2 separate regions of the Homo sapiens genome follow, and region 1 is linked to region 2. The links are chromatin contacts, found by Hi-C or POLR2A ChIA-PET in ENCODE. All regions are on one chromosome and are shown on one strand. Each heading gives the region's core, a stretch centred on a gene start or an enhancer-like site at or near the end of the contact. The rest is flanking DNA. Distances are from core to core; before and after follow the strand shown.

Region 1 (4,033 bases), core at 1,324-3,823, 71 kb after region 2:
TAAATTCTGATCCTGCCATTTACTAACCAAATGACTTTGAGCAAATTATTTAACCTTTCTATGATTGACTTTATATGTTAAAGGGTTGTTAGGATAGTATCTGATCCACGAAGGAGTTGCGAAAATTAAAGGAGTTAATACAGGACAGAACAGTGCCCCTCACATTGTAAGCACTGAAGAAACTCTGCCTCATCTGTTGTTTTTATTATTATTATCATTACTACCACTACTGTTTAGAGAACTCTTTAAAATTAGCTCATTTAGCCTTCACAAGAAATCTTTAAAGTAAATATTGCTATCCTTATTTTATAAATAAGAAAACCAAACTTAAACCTAGGTCTCCTGACCCTAAAAGGTTATATTCTTGTCTTAAGTATCCTAGATAATGTTGAAACATTCAGATTTTTTAAAAAGTGATCATGAGCCTTCACTAATTTTAGCTTAGTCATTTTCTTTAATAATTTTATAAGAATATTTGTCGTGTCATCCAAAAATTTCATTGGCAAAAGAGAATTCAAGATCATAATGCATTTCTATAAATAGAAAATGTGCCTATATCTGCTTCATATCATTTCCAATTAGAATAGAGAACACATAGATTATAGAATGAGAAAAAGTTTAAATATTTAACACCTAGGTTGGCATATAGCATGTCAAGTCCTCCCCATGCTTCTTTTTCCATCTAAATACATGTATCCTAAATTTCTGATCTCTTAGTCTTTTGAGAAGTTATTTCTTTGATCCTAGTTTTCAACATCTAGGTATACATGACCCTCCCCATCAATGTGGGCAGTTTGCTTTTCAAACCATTTGCAGCTCCACCTCCTAAAAGACCAGTCTCTCTGGACTATTTTTGTGTCACCCATATGATAGTGAATGTTTTTCCATTCCTAGAGCAAAGTCTCCATGAGTCTAACGATGTTTCAGAAAAAGAGTCACCTAAATGCCAGTAATTACATCAAGTTATCAACCCACAGAAAAATAACCACAGCATATGAAGTTCTCTTGGAATCTTTTTAAGAATCAACTTAGCCTGAGTCTGTGATTTAGGTTCCTTTCCACGTCTTTTAAGAGCTAAGCACAACCTAAGTAGAGGAAAAGTCTTTGAAGTACAAGCTGGTTGACCATTTCCTGCGCAGAGTATCCAATCCCATTGAAAATGTCTTGGAATTGTCCCTAGCTTCATCAGTAAGTGCTGGGGGATGACGTCACTGCGGGATTTCAACCGAACTTTATGTTCTGATAAACAATGTGGTGCTGGTAGTGGCCACTGGTGAATTCTTTTTCTCTTGGGAGGTGCCAGCAAAGTTCCTTATAAATTTTCAAGCTTTGTTAAAAGAATAATAGAGGGTAAGACAGAAAGAGCTTGGGGGTGGTCAGGCCCCGAGGAGGATCGCCTATTAAAGTCAGTGAGTGTAGACGACAATATTTTGGTTTAGTGCCACACTTCTTTGAGTATAAAATAAGAAAATAACTGTCGTTTCTTGGATAACAGGCTATTTCCAACTTACCATCACTTGTCTCGTGTGTCAGTCTTCATCCTAACCATGTGGCAGCATGCAGATGACAAGGGTTATCTTGAATTTAATCCTTTTCTTAGATGGACAGATATATTCAGGAGGCTGTAGAGTTCAAAAGTGGTGGTAAAAGCCCTTCCAGTGGCAACAATAACGATGAAAGAACCCAACAGGCAGTTTTGTAAGCTTTACCCTGAACAAAAGCCAAGAGAACATTGCTTGTAACCAAACAAGGAATAAAAATAATACTAGAGTTTCTACAGAAATCAGTGCATGGAAATTCCCTGCTTATTAAGCTGTTTCCATTATGAGATGTTCCCCTATATTAAAATTTTCATAGCATAATATATCCATCATCTGGACATTCTGAAGATTTTTTTTTCAAGGAAAACTACTTCAGTAATTCTTTATAAAAACAGGTTTCCATTTTCTTTAAGAAACAAGGCTGATTTGCCAATGAAAATAAATAAATAGAATATATCTCCTAATTTTTATTCTAATACCTTCACAGAAAATTAAACCAGGTACCAAAAAGTCATAGCTATTGGGTAGGTTGTGAGTGTATCAAATTTGGACGAATATTATCAGATCCTAAATTAATACAATCAGAGTCTCTTTCTACCCTGTTCTCCACATCCCTTTCTACTATAAAAAAATACCCCTTATACTTTCATCCCAACCTCCTATCCTTCCCAAAAGCATCCCCAAAACAATGAAAAATAAAACTTACTGGAGTAGACTGAGAACAAGCAGTTTAGAACTCTCTCCCTCATTCAATTCAATGTACCTGAAATGAGCATTAGTATTAGAACTCAATTCATGAGGGTTATTTTTACTGTAGTTATATGAAATAAATCTTGGGGATTTACCTTAGAGATTGCATAAGGTCAATCTTGCATCCAAGTTTTTACTAACATTGTTTATTCTAACTCCTGTTTCCTTTTACCCTCCTGTAAACTGCCACCTCAAGATCTCTCAAGCCTTTATTTCCTCACATACAACTCTGGGTAAGGTAAGAGAAAACACAAGCCCAGAGTGGCATTTTATATGAGTCAGTAAGGTACACCCATGTATCAAATGGCATGGGAACCAGGGAATCATTTTGAGTTACTAGGTTCAGTAGTGAAACTCTGTAGTTTTCTTGGCCCTTACAAAACCAGGTCACAGCTGCCTGGCTTCCTAATTTGGTTTGATGTACTGTGAATTCCCAAGGGGGTGAGTCACTCTCTTATTCATATGGAAGTACAGGAGCCATTCCAAAACAAAAACCAGTCTGGGTTTATTTATGATTTTATATGCCCTTTACTGCCCCACTATACAGATGATCCAGAGTTGACTTTCAGCTGTTAATTACCATATTGGAGAGGAGATACATGGCATTTTTCATCTTTTGAGTTACAAGACTTCTTTAATGTGAATATTCCCTAAGTGCTTGCTTGCTTCTGCTTTTGGAATGCTTTACTGAGGCTGGATATATATTATGAAACAATGAATGCAAAATCAATCACACATGGAGAAAATCAAAGTAGTAAAATTAACAACATACCTTAAGAAACAGTCTATGTTAAGTCAGTGTAATAGCATCATTATACATTACTCTTGTTACCTATTAAGTGCTCAAGAAAACCATAAATACCTTGCTTTATAGACTTGATGAGGCAGAAAAACCTTTCCTGTGGGTCATCAAATTAAGATGCAGTATGACTTTACGATTTGTTCCATCTTAGAATTTGGCTGTGTTCTATCTTTCTGATTTCCCAGAGCCGTCCACTTCAGGATGTTTGGGCTTCTGCCAGTGGCCGTGGCACAGATGCTTTTAATAAAGGGATCCAACCACCTTCTGGAAAACCTCCCTGCTTCACTAGAACTTTCAAGAGATATCAATCCTGTTTTATTAGTGTTTATTTAAAAAGAAGAAGAAGAGAAAGAAGCTGAAGTAGCCAACACGATCTATGTAGTCTACTTTATGTCCCTTCTTTTGTCACACAAAATAGAATATTTCTCTTGAAAAAGGCTCATACAATTCCGTAGCTATATACTGAGTGCCTACTGTGTGGCAAACTCTGCACTAGGCATGGAGACACCAAGAAGATGCATGACTTGCCTTAGAGCTATTACACAGACGCAGTATTACTTTGTAAAAATATCTGATAACTAAAATTAATCTGTAAGGTATATAGAGATCTTTGTATAAATATCACATTTCATAGAATATTAAAAATATGTAAAATTGACACTAAGTGATTTGTATTATATATGAAATGTTTAGTATATGATTAGTAAAGCTTCATAAACAATGGGAAACTGATGGGTCATTCAAAAAATGGTATAGGCAGAACTGACTTTTTAGAAAAAAGTAGGTTATACCAATCTCAGATAAAACATAAAAAAGTAGATGAATAGCTGTTTGTATTAAGAACAATATAAAATAGAAAGAAATGAACACATATAGTGGTCTTACCACACAGAAGGAGTTTCAAGGTATAAAAGTCATGAATGAGAGAGCAAATGTCAAA
Region 2 (3,919 bases), core at 794-3,293:
GTCCAGTTTGCCCAAGCCAGGAACCTGGAAATTACTCTTGATTCCTCTCTTTTTCTCACACCTCTCATCTTCAAATACTGCCAACGCTCTCTGCAAATACACAGGCCCCCTTCCAAAATCTGGCCCTCCCACCTTCTCCACTGCTCTCACCCAAGTCCGAGCCATGATGTGCTCTCACTTAGGTTAGCACAGTGGCCTCATTTATTGGTCTCTCTGCTTCTACTCTTGCTCCCTAGGAGTCTATCTTCCACAGAGAAAAGAGAGAAATCTCTTCAGAATTCGTGTCGAATCATAGACATTCCTCAGTTCAAAACACTCTGATAGGTAGGTTTTCACCTTGGAATAAAATCTAAGTCGTGTGCATGGCCTGTAAGACATGTCCTGATCTTGTCCCAGACATACCTTCTGAAACTTATTTCTTCCCTTTGCTCATTCTCTTCCAGCCACTCTATTTCCCTTCCTGTTCCTTGGCTCTGCCAAGCACTCATGTGTTGTGGGACCTTTCCATGGCTTCATCTGCATGGAAGGTAGAGGCACACAGTACCTGCTATGTCCCATCATTCGGGCCTCCGCTCCAAGTTGCTTTATCAGAGGGCTGCCCTGATCATCTTTCCTAAAATAGCACACACACCACACACACACACATGCACGTGTACACACACACCTCATTCTCCTTACCTTATTTTGAAGCCCTCATTGCCAACTGACATTATACGTTTACTTATTTTTCTTTGACAATTTCCCTGCTTCTCCAAAATGTAGACTCCATGGGGGCAAAGAACCATCTGTTTTGTTCACTATTGTAGCTTCAACACCAAAGATAAACCCCAACAACTACAGGGATGCTTAATCCTAGCGCCTAGGCTCTTAGGGATACATAAATACTTTCTTTCTCAAAGAAACAATATTAGTATTTGAAAAAGGAATGTGGACATTCTTTAGTGTTGCGCCCACCCCTAAAACATAGTCTGCCTCGGAGCAATGGAGAAATCTGATTGGCCCCTGTGGGTCCCATGCCCCCTTGTGGCTCTGTCGTGGGAATGGGGCTGGGGGCAAAGTCCATGCAATCCATAGAAGATAGAGGAAGGAAAGTTCCGCCCACCGCCCACCCAAAAAAGGTCTGTTAGCAGAATTTAGGATGGGGATGGGGAAAAGGAGGAGGATGTGGGGGAGGCAGAAACAACAGATGGCAACTATGGGGATTTTTCCAGAGTGGGAAGTGTAACCCAGGGATAAGCTGGGGTCCCTGGTAAAGGAAGTATCCCTAAATAACTGGACCTTCATACTCTTTGGGAAAGAACAAGCTGAGGCCCCAGGCACACCTGCATGGCATCACCATAGCCTTGCTTCTTGAATGACTCCTGCTGGCATCAGGAGGCATCTCCCTGGCAGGAACAAGCCTGAGGCTTCACCACGGAAGCTGGAGGAAACGCAGGGACCCATGGCACAAACTGACACAGGAGTTCTATGTTTCATTGCACATCATTTTGTTCACCAGTGCATTTGTACGATTCTGCCTCTATGGCTATCAAGTTTAATTAACAACTCATTTTTAGGTAAGAGTAAAAATGAATTAGGTAAAAAAAAATAAGCAACAGCTGCCAAGTGAGCATGGAGCACATACACTCACAGATGGAAAAAATCTACATCTTGCTGCTATGATTTAGCTCAGGGTTTTATATTTAATTTTTGTTTTGTTTTGCTTTTGTTTTTATACACCTCACCACAAGGTATTTTAAATTCTTTAAATGTATTCCCGAATATAGAAAATGTTTCTTGGGCTCTCCTGAGAGTGGGGTGCCCAGGCTGACCACAGGCACACACACATTCTTCCCATAGTACAGTACTTTAAAATTAATAGCACATGCAGAGGAAAAACTAAACCCTTTGACGTCACTCTTGAAATGAGGAAACATAAACAGAAAAGGCTCCACTCCAGTAAGCTGCCAGAGTTGAAGCCGATTGGTCTCTGCTTTTCCTTGCCTGTGGCAACTGACAGCACCTCCCAGCCTAGCAGGCCGGCGGCTGCTCACCCAGCCAGTCAGTTGGTCTGGGCACTGCAGCAGGCTCGGCTCTGTCCCAGCACTTGTCTGGGAGAAAAGTGGTGTTACTCACCCAGGGAGAGTCTCTCTTTCTACCTTCCTTCTTTCTCGATCTCCTTGTGTGCTTTTGTGTTTCTTTATTTCTTTTCCTTTTTTTTCTTTTTTTTTTTTTGTTACTTAATTATATTCCTAATCCTGGATGAAGTTGCTGGATTCTGCAGCACAAGTCTTCATGAACAAGCAGCACCGCTCAGAGATTTCACGGCATTCAAAGGTCACAGAACTGCCACTATGGTTAAATGTCTTGTTTAATGGTTGAGGTATGTACAACAAATTTAAGCGGCAAGCTCAGTTTTCTTGAGAGAATAGAGTCACAGAGAGATGGCAGGATTTTTATTTAAAATGAACCTGTACATATATATGTTTTTTGTCTGTGATTGTTACTACAGCAACCAGCTTTTGAATTTCCTTCCTTTTTCTAGGCGAACTGACTAAACATTATCACTTACCCTGAATTAACCGTTTAAGGGCAGCAGGGTTTCATTCCAACCAGTGTAATGAGACTCCGGCATTTTCACTGCACTTTGAGCCCACACTGAGGTGGTCTTTAAAAAAAAAAATAAAGAATGCAATATTTTTTTTCTCCAACATAAATCTTGGAGTTGGGTAATTTTCATTTTTGGTGGGACAGGATAGGAAAATGCTGGTAAAGGGATTGGTAAGGTTTGTGGAACAGGGAAGAAGGAAATTAGTTTTTTTCTTGAGTTTTTCATGTTGGTTGATAGCAGACTTCAAGATGAAGAAATTAGTGGCAAGAAGGGAAGAAGCTGATAGTGAGACTGAAGGTAGAAAAAAATCAATAGAAGATGTCCAAAAAATGAGCTCTGAAGAAAAATCCTTCATCACCTTGTTGCATTTTTCAAAAAATGTTTTGGATTCAGAAGTCCAGGAGAGATGCAAGTACTAAGTTACATGACCAGAAATTTAGATATTATTATTTATAAAGGAAAGTAAAACTTCTTTATTACCACTGCAAATTTGCTAATTATCTTTTCCTACAATAGTTGAAAATGGAGTCAGATATTCAATTAGGGGCTTAAGTGATTGAGCCTGGGGACTAATTAATCATTTAAAAATTCTGTTCTTCATGTGCTCTAGCCAGAGTGACTATTGCAATAAGAGTAAACCTCTTTGCACCAGAGACAGGCATAGGCATTCATATACAGTAAACACACTAAATGCTGCAGGAAGATTGGCAATTCAATACAGGGCTAATGTTGTTTTCAGTGGCACATTATTATGTCTTAAGGAGGATCCCTGCTAAAAATCATTCCTATCCAAAGAGTCGGTTTTTGTAACAGCAATTTAAGTAATATATGGTTACCATGGATTTCCCTATTACCCTTCTCAAAGTTATGCAATAGCAAATAAGACAGGATTATTTGAAATCCTTACCCTGTTCCAAAATTTCTAACCGATTTTCTTAAAGTTTCTATTCTCAACATTGAGAACCTGAAAGCTTTAAAACTGGGTCATGTTAGCAGTAATATTAAGCACGATTTCAAACATGAGGTGTATTTCAAAGGGTTAAAAAAATTAACTGCATAAGACTGGAATGTACTAAGTTAAGAACTGCAAAAATATTAGCTCTGAAATGCAGAGGATGTGCCGTGAATGGACAATTGCTTTTCTGCAGCGCCTAGTGGGAAAACAAGGACTTTGTGTGTTGCAAACGCATAACTGCAGCTCCTCCATTTCCTCTGCTTTATCTTTTATTACTGGCTGGTGAAACAAAGACAGGTGTCAGTAGTTACGTCTTGATTGACATTTTCTCCAATAAAATGAAGTCACTTTTGTCTCAAGTAGAAGCCCACAGT

Evidence for each region. A loop is a pair of places that touch in the nucleus more often than their neighbours do. ChIA-PET counts read pairs that join two places held with the same protein, here RNA polymerase II (POLR2A). Pooled maps may share reads with other maps.
Region 1: a loop to region 2 is called in a map of gastrocnemius medialis, with 4 times the contacts of the local background. The contact joins the enhancer-like site here to the promoter of PDE7B in region 2. A Hi-C loop is called at or near these places in 5 of 168 maps with a recorded cell type or tissue (CD4-positive, alpha-beta memory T cell, gastrocnemius medialis, naive thymus-derived CD4-positive, alpha-beta T cell and 2 more) and 7 of 50 pooled maps. POLR2A ChIA-PET finds 5 or more read pairs at or near these places in 6 of 52 experiments (A673, H1, MCF 10A and 3 more).

What each region holds. Positions count from the first base shown.
Region 1 is chr6:135,919,683-135,923,715 of GRCh38, forward strand. All of the region lies in intron 1 of PDE7B (phosphodiesterase 7B), which reads left to right. Among named protein-coding and RNA genes, the nearest start is that of PDE7B, 70 kb to the left of the region's middle. Within about 2 kb of position 2,574, at least 11 of the 41 ENCODE cell types and tissues checked have a DNase peak (open chromatin) inside an H3K27ac peak, as active enhancers do; they include PC-3, gastrocnemius medialis and psoas muscle, where a contact is called at or near this core.
Region 2 is chr6:135,849,658-135,853,576 of GRCh38, forward strand. PDE7B (phosphodiesterase 7B) reads left to right here and starts at 2,044. Exons shown (of 13, transcript NM_018945.4): 1 at 2,044-2,362. The coding sequence starts at 2,342. RefSeq lists a silencer at 1,831-2,068.